Regions from separate parts of the Homo sapiens genome. Here region 2 is linked to region 1. Evidence: read pairs that join two places in POLR2A ChIA-PET (ENCODE). Cell type or tissue: MCF 10A. All regions are shown on one strand. Each heading gives the region's core, and the rest is flanking DNA. Links, peaks and the distances in the headings are about the cores only.

What was found. Peaks named below come from ENCODE experiments on the same cell type or tissue, not always from the same donor. Only the 100,000 strongest peaks of a DNase experiment are listed, where the experiment ranks them.
Region 2: POLR2A ChIA-PET joins it to region 1 with 5 read pairs; 1 of 35 experiments calls an interaction of 5 or more read pairs at or near these places.

The regions. Positions count from the first base shown.
Region 1 is chr7:46,453,749-46,458,158 of GRCh38, reverse strand. No RefSeq gene overlaps it. Among named protein-coding and RNA genes, the nearest start is that of IGFBP3, 530 kb to the right of the region's middle. In MCF 10A, for the core only: no CTCF peak of the experiment used is centred there; DNase peaks (open chromatin) are centred at 1,708 and 2,038.
Region 2 is chr7:46,367,994-46,372,403 of GRCh38, reverse strand. No RefSeq gene overlaps it. Among named protein-coding and RNA genes, the nearest start is that of IGFBP3, 450 kb to the right of the region's middle. In MCF 10A, for the core only: no CTCF peak of the experiment used is centred there; DNase peaks (open chromatin) are centred at 1,883 and 2,283.

The DNA of each region.
Region 1 (4,410 bases), core at 111-4,110:
AAGTAGGCTTTCTCTGGAGGCCCCTGTGTCTGGATCTAGAAAAGATTAACTGAGAGTCTGATACCCTTAATGGTCTGATGAAAACCATTACCACTGATTACCATCTACTCTCTCTGAGGGCTGCTACCTGGGGTTTCATCTGCGTGAAGTTTCCAACTGCTTTTGCCCTACACTTTTCCTTTATTCCCTTTCCCATAACCTGTCTTGCCCTATTCCAAGCCCCTCTTCTTTCTGTAACCTCAGGATGGATGAAACTTGTACCATCTGGTCCTTTCTTTGAGTTTTCTTATTTTTTATGACTTCCATTTACACATGTGCATGTAATATATTTGCATGCCATTTTTCCTATTAATTTGTCTATTATCAGTTTGTTTTATATATTCAAATTATCCAGACTTCAACGGGAAAATTTAAACTTTCCTACAGTCCCAACACACTTCTGTGAGCACTTTTAAAGCTCCTGGGATGAAACTACCTTTGCCAAAATTAGAACAGTGAGAAAATTATGACAGTGAAAGAGATCTGATCTAGCAAAACTGTCTTGCCTTTAACCTCTTAACTACCCTTAATCATTCCTGGGTTTAGGCCAAGATAACTTTGGGAGACATTTAGTTTATAGTTTAAATAATAATAATAGTCCTTCCCCAAAACTAAACTGACTTTGTAAAGCTAGTGAAAAACCATCAGGTTAGATGGATGAGAAGCCTGAATTCTGCCAAGGTATAGACTTAAAAACAATTACCAGCCATTATTCCGGATGTCACAAGATATGAAATTTCACTAATTACTCCTGCAGATAACATCATTATTATGGAACTGAAGATTAGCCTTTGAGATGTCTTTTCAGGTTTTTGCATTTCTAATGATGATGGCTCCACCTGGACCCACCAGCCATCCTGTGGCCCCACCCAGAAGAGAACCACTATCCACACCCCCATTCCCTTGCCCGCCAAACTATTCTGGAAAAACCCTAGCCCCCAAGTTTTGGGGGAGTTGATTTGAGTAATAACTTTGTCTTCCAGGTGGCATGGCTGGCCTCATGTCAATTAAACTCTTTATCGAAGTGCTGTGGTCTTAGTCAATTGGAGTTGTTTGTGCAACAGGCAGTAAGAACTCGTGGGGTGTTTACAGGGAGAGTACCAATTAACACAATAGTTACAATGAACACTCAAGATGTGAGATATAATAATAAATATTTTATTTGTGCTTCTCTGCCTTCCCCTGCGAGTCACCATTGTGAGTCTCTTTATGTCTTTGAATTTTCTGTTTTTCTACTTTTTACTGTATTTTTCTTGATTTATAAAGATAATACATGCTCTTTAAACAAAACTCAAATATTATATAACTAAGAAAAATAAATGTTTCAATAATTTTATCTTTTAAGTTAATGATATTGATGCAAATTATTTCACATTTTTCTTTTACATACTTCTCCCATTAAGAATTAGCTATTTTATTATTATTAGCTCCTTTATATTAAATAATGGAATCACTGAATATCTAGAAATCAACAAATCCTTTCTAGATACCATGGTTAAGCATAGCTTGGCTTGGTAAGCAAAACACATATTCTGAATACTTAAAACCAAAATCTTTGGGATGTTTTTTCTCTTGGCTCATGTGCAATTCCATAACACTGACGCATAACATTCCATTAAGTTAGATGCCAGTGGGAAAGTCTCACGTGACTATGCTGCATGTTCAGTCTCTAGACACACTCTGTCCATGTCTGCAGCTGAGCCTTTCCCTTAAGCATTTTTCTGACCCTGGACACATCTGGACTCCTGCCGTGGTGTGAGCACCTCACAGGCCCTGCCCTTGTTCAGTCTGTGTCTGTTTCTCTAACTCCAGGCACAGTGCCTGGGCTAAACTGAATAGATTCTCAAGAATTCTTGTGAAGCACAGTAATAGGTACATTTTACAAGGAAAACCAAGAAGAAATGCAGGTTGATATATATCATAAGCCAAAATTCGGGTGTGCAGATTGGATCCAAGAAGTGTGTGAGTCAAATGGACTACGACAACTGGCTTCACTCCAGCAGCTTGATTAGAGCCCTGGGCAAAGAAGTGTCTGGTACTCTCTGCCACACCACACACCTTGGCATGCTTAGGTTCCAGGGCACCGTGGGTAATCCTTGGCACTATTTTTTTTTTTTGAGATGGAGTCTCGCTCTGTCGCCCAGGCTGGAGTGGAGTGGTGCAATCTCAGCTCACTGCAAGCTCTGCCTCCCGGGTTCATGCCATTATCCTGCCTCAGCCTCCAGAGTAGCTGGGACTACAGGCGCTGGCCACCACGCCGGGCTAATTTTTTGTGTTTTTAGTAGAGATGGGTTTCACCGTGTTAGCCCTTGGCACTATTTTTATATGGTACAGCCATAAAATGGAATGAGTTTGTAAAAGTGAGACCCTATGATGAAGAGTTTGTGACTGTCAAAGCTGTGGACAATGTTAGGGTTAAAGGGAGAGCGCATTCGCTATTTTCCAGTATCTAAATAGAGGTCATGTAGAATTGAAGACCACTCTCATTTGGACTGACTTCAAAAGATAAATTTATAAGATGTGACAAAATAAGATTTAGTGTATTATGAGGAATGTTCTATATGATTCTTCAGGTGCACCCTGTCCAGTTGAATCCCAGTTGCCTGGAGGGATGACCCACTGATTAGTAGCCTTTACAGCTTTCCTTCCTCCCATGCCTCACCTCCCTATTCTCTCTCTTGTGCTTCTTGGGGAATCACCTCCAAACGGAACCTCTTGCACTTAAGATCTTGCTTCAGGATCTACTTTTAGGTAGAATCTAAACTAAGACATCTATTCCTGCAGGTGTGGGGCTAGGTTATGGAGTATATCCTAGTCCTCACTGTTGAAGAGCACGGTCTGTTTGGAGCAGATGGACATTACAATGAAAAAGGACTGTGAGAGGGATTCCATAAGGTCATAAGACACATGAAGCAGGTGGTAATCAATTCCACTCAGGATGCTGAAAGAAGACTTACAGAAGTGTCCCCTTGAGAGGGAACTTGAAGAATAAGCAGAAACTGACCAGGCTCATAATAGATTAGCAGTGTTTCTGGCACAGAAAATGCCATGTGCACAGAGAAGGAGGCTGCAAGCAACCACAAGACAATCAGGAGTGACTCCAGGAAGACTGAACAGCAGCCTGGGAAGCCACGGGAAAACAGAAGGAGACGGAACTGCAGAGCTTGAGCTTGCCAGGAGCAGAATGTAGAAAGCCAAGCTCTGGGCTGTGAGAATTTGGCTGCTATAGTATAAGCAGTGGGGGGACTTTAGAAGATTGAAATTAATAATAATAAAACAAATACAAAGAGAGTAACATAATCAACTGCCATTTTAGAGAGCGAGAACTTTATTTGCAATGTGAAGAACATGAATTGTCAGTAGGGAGTTCAGAGAATAATGTATTAAAATTATACCCCTCAGAAATTATTAGTGTCTTGTCCAGGATAGGGACTGTAGAAGGCAGAGAAGAAAGAAGGGTTATGAAGAATGTATTGGAGATACAATCAACACCACGTAGGATGGATTGAAGGAGTGTATGTATAAGTGCATGCACATCTGTGAATGGTGATGCATTGATAAGAACTATTAAGGCAGACACTTAGATTTTGCTCTTGGGTGATTGGAGCAGTTAGGAGATGTGACTAAGTAAATATGTAGCAGATGAGATAACTCTCCAATCATCTGTTGACTCTGAGCTGGAAATGTCCGGGAGACAGTTGGGAACATCTCCGCGGCCCAAGGGAGAAGTCCAATCTGTGCACATGGATTTCTTCATCCTCTGTACAAAGAATAACCCTAGAAGAATAGAAGAGAAAAAAAATGCCAACTCTGAAGAACATTAATTAAAACAAATTTCAGATTTTATGGTAATGACTCCATGGTTTTCTATTACATGACTATTAACCAGCCCTTAGGAAATGGACGTTTGTTGTCAAGTATTTCAATTATATAAAGAACATAGAGTTCATTATAGATTCTGGATATTAGACCTTTGTCAGATGAGTAGATTGCAAAAATTTTCTCCCATTCTGTAACAAATTTACAAGAAAAAACAAACAACCCCATCAAAAAGTGGGCAAAGGATATGAACAGACACTTCTCAAAAGAAGACATTTATGCAGCCAAAAGACACATGAAAAAAATGCTCATCACCACTGGCCATCAGAGAAATGCAAATCGAAACCACAATGAGATACCGTCTCACACCAGTTAGAATGGCGATCATTAAAAAGTCAGGAAACAACAGGTGCTGGAGAGGATGTGGAGAAATAGGAACACTTTGACACTGCTGGTGGGACTGTAAACTAGTTCAACCATTGTGGAAGTCACTGTGGTGATTCCTCAGGGATCTAGAACTGGAAATACCATTTGACCCAGCCATCCCATTAC
Region 2 (4,410 bases), core at 233-4,232, 86 kb after region 1:
CATAATGTTTTAGGAAAGTTTACAAATTTGTGTTGGGCCTCATTCAATGCTGTCCTGCACTGCGTGTGGCCCATGGGCCATGGGTTGGACAAGCTTGACTTAAATATAAGACCCAAAATTATAAAACTACTACAAGAAAACACTGGAGAAGCTCTCGAAGACATTGGTCTGAGAGAAGTTTTTTTGAGTAATACCCTACCAGCACAGGCAACCAAAGCAAAAATGGACAAATGGGATCATATCAAGTTTATAAACTTCTGCACAGCAAAAGGAACAATCAACAAAGGGAAGAGACAACCCACAGAATGGGAGAAAATATTTGCAAACTATCCACCTGACAAGGGATTAATAACCAGAATAAATAAGGAGCACAAACAACTCAATAAGAAAAAATCTAATAATTTGATTTTAAAATAAGCAAAAGCTCTGAATAGACATGTCTCAAAAGAAGACAAACAAATAGCAAACAGGCATATGAAAAAGTGTTCAGCATCATTGATTATCAGATAAATGCAAATCAAAGCTACAATGAGGTCTCATCTCACCCCAGTTAAAATGGCCTTTACCCAAAATGCAGGCAGTAACAAATGCTGGCAAGGATGTGAAGAAAAGAGAACACTCGTATACTGTTAGCGGGAGTGTAAATTAGTACAACCACTATGGAGAACAATTTAGGGGTTCCTCAAAACATTAAAAATAGAGCTACCATATAATCCAGCAATCTCACTGCTGGGTATATACTCAAAAGAAAAGAAATCAGTATTATTGAAGAGATATTTGCACTCCCATGTTTATTGCAGCACTATTTAGCCAAAATTTGGAAGCAACCAAGTGTCCATCAACAGGTGAATGGATAAGGAAAACGTGGTACATATACACAATGGAGTACTATTCAGACATAAAAAAAGAATGAGACCCTATCATTTGCAACGACATGGATGGAACTGGAGGTCATTATGTTACGTGAAATAAGCCAGTCACAGGAATACAAACTTAGCTTGCACTTACTTATTTCTAGGAGCCAAATAAATTAAAACAATTGAACTCATGGAGAAGGAGAGTAGAAGAATGGTTACCAGAGGCTGGGAAAGATAGTGGGTGGGTAGGGGGAAAGCAGAGATTGTTAATGGGTACAAAAATATAGTTATATAGAATGAATAAGATCTAGTATTTGATAGCACAACAGGGTAACTACAGTTAACAACAATTTATTGTACATTTTAAAAAACTAACAGAGTATAAGTGGATTGTTTGTAACATGAAGAAGGGATAAATCCTTGAGGTGATGTCTACCCCATTAAACCTGATGTAATTATTACTGATTGTATGCTTGTATCAAATATCTCATGTACCCCATAAATATATACACCTACCATGTACCCATAAAAGATAAATTTAAAAATATATAAATAAATAAATGAATAAAATAAAACTGAAAGAGTCCCAGAAGATCAGAAATGTAATTCCCCTCTTCACACACACACAAAAGGACATTATCAAGAAAATGAAAATAATCTATAGGCTAAGAAAGAATATTTGCAATTCACGTATGTGATAATGAGCCTGTATCCAGAATAAATAAAGAATTCTTACAACTCAACAAGAAGATAAACAGCCCAACTGAAAAAACGGACAGAGGATTTAAATAGACATTTATTTTATTTATCCAAACAAAATAAACAAATGGCCAATAAGCATATGAAAAGATACTCAATATCATAGTCATTAGGGAAATGCAAATCAAAACATAATGAGATATCACTTTACACCCACTAGGATAGCTATAATCAAAAAGACAAATATGAGTGTTGGCGAGGATGGAGAGAAATTGGAACACTCATATAGTGCTAGTGGGAATGTAATACAATGCAGCCAATTTGGAAAACAATTTGGCAGTTTCTCAAAAAGTTAAACATCGAGTTTCCGTATGACTCAGCAATTCCACTCCTAGAATTCCACTCAAGAGAATTAAAAACATATGTTCACAAAATAACTTGGACATGAATACTTATAACAGCATTATTCATAATCCTCAAAAAGTGAAAACAACCCAAATGTCCATTAACTGATAAATGGATAAACAAAGTATACTGTATTCATACAATAGAATATTATTAAACCATCAAAAGAAATAAAGTGCTGATGCATGCTACATTTCCACAAAAGTGCATACACTGCCTTTTGATTCACAGGCTCAGGCTTTGTCTAGAGATCTGCAGAATAAAACACCTCAAGAGGGCTCTCTATTTAGGGGATCCAGGTCCACAGACAGGTGAGGCCGTTTTTGGTCTGCTTCCCAGTCTTCAAAGGATTGATGCTCTGAAAAGTCTGACTCATGAGTATGATATTTCAGTTTTAATAGTGAGCCTTAACCGTCAATTCATTTTGCTTGCTGGATATTTCTTTAGGTAAGTTTACCAGACTAAGGCACTTTATTCCCCAGGCAAAAAGCTCTTTCTGGAGGAAGTGCTTAAAATCAACAGAATTACTTAAGAGAAGGCCACTAGTGAATACAACATGATTAAAGTAAGTTTTAGAGCAACACTCCACTACGGATTTTATTCCACAGAGTTATCTTCACTAGGAGAAATTTGATGTGCCAAACCATGTGCAGCTTTTCAAATTTTAGTACTCTAAAATTAATCATGAATTACAAGCGGGTTTAGAGAAATGGCAAATCCATTAGCATCAGGCAGAATTTAGTTTGAATGTAGTCTCTACTGTTCTGAAGCTCTATAATTTTAATTGAGCCAAGTAAACTCTGTAAGCCTAGCTCATTTTCTAAATGAGCTATTCCTGACTACTTCATTGTGTTATCATTTTATAGTGAGGAATAAATGAATTTTATACCAATAAAGTTTTTAGTATTTACTATGCCTGGTGCATAGTAAATGCTCAATAAGTGATCATAGTATTTACTATGCCTGGTGCATAGTAAATGCTCAATAAGTGATCATTTATTATTATTATCCTTTAGTTCTTCAATAGTTGGCTATAACCAACATTTATGGACCCAAGTTTTCATTCAAAATTCATTTACAGTATGAGGAACTGTGCTGAGAGTTCTAAGATGGGTTTGGGTAACAAGACAAACAGCTTCAAATATACAAACCTTCTGATAGAGCGAGGAAAAAAAATTAGTCTTCACAGTTCAATGGTAAATATAATACCACATTTCAGTAGTTCTGAAACATTAGTGTGCGTGAGAATCACCTGCAGAATGTCTTGACACAGTTTGTTTCTGATTCAGGAGGTCTGGGTTGAGGTAGGAGAATTGTGCTTCTAACAATTCCCAGATGCACATGTGGCTGGTTGGAAAGCCACATTAGGAGAACCACAATTATAAAGGAGGGACAGGAATTGCCAAGAATGACTTGGCAATATTTTTGGTATTGGAAGAAGTGTGCATGGAACTCCACAGAGATAGTGCTAAATCAGAAGATCTGGAAGAAAATCACTGTGGTATAGAAATAATTGGAGCAGAGCAGAGATAAGAGATAGGAACAGGCACAAAGGGGCCAAGGGTTTGGGCTCTCTCACACATTGTTGGACATTTAAGCTTAACGGGGAGACTTTTAAGATAGTTAAGCAGCTGCATGATGGGATACATTTGCCTGGTAGAAACGTGGCTGTAGGGCATCCCTTCACTACCACACTAGGCAGTTTGCTGTTTCTCAAAACCTCGTTCCACCTGCTTTCCTGAGCTCATGCTGTTTCTTCAGACTGAAATATGCTTCCCTCATATCTCCACATGCTCATACCCAAAAGGTATTCCTTGGATTACAGCTGATTGTCTTCTTATTTTCCAGCAATATGATGTCATATTACTTTCCTTAAAATAACAGTGTCTTTATTATGGCTTTCAGGGAGGAGAAGTCTTACATGTCCATTAACCAGGCTGTAGTGCAGCCAGCTGTCACTGAATCCTGATAACTGAAGTCTGCAGTTTTTGCCATTTTTTCTTTCTATTAATATGCTTGTCTTCTTTGAGTTTGAAATGTAAATATGAATATAAAAACAAACATGTAGTTTGTAGACACCAATCCACTATGATTCAAATGTATTTTATTATAAAGATCACAAAAATCTTTTCTTTTAAATTTATATATGGTGTGTAGATAGCCAAATAAAGAATAGTTTCCTCATCTTTATTTCATATATTATTCAAAATTCCTTTCCTATATAAAGGAAAGGGATATAATAATAAACATGCAAGTGCTTATGTGTGCAAACGAATTCATGGAATTCATGCAAGAAACCAAAGAAAAAGATCTATGGGTGAGACGGTAAAGAAGAGGTGAAAGAAACACAGACTGAAATAGAGTAGGAGGGAAGAGGAGGAGGGAGTGGCACCTCTCTGCATATACCACTTTTTTGTAACATTGACTTTTAAAATCATAGTAATGTTTC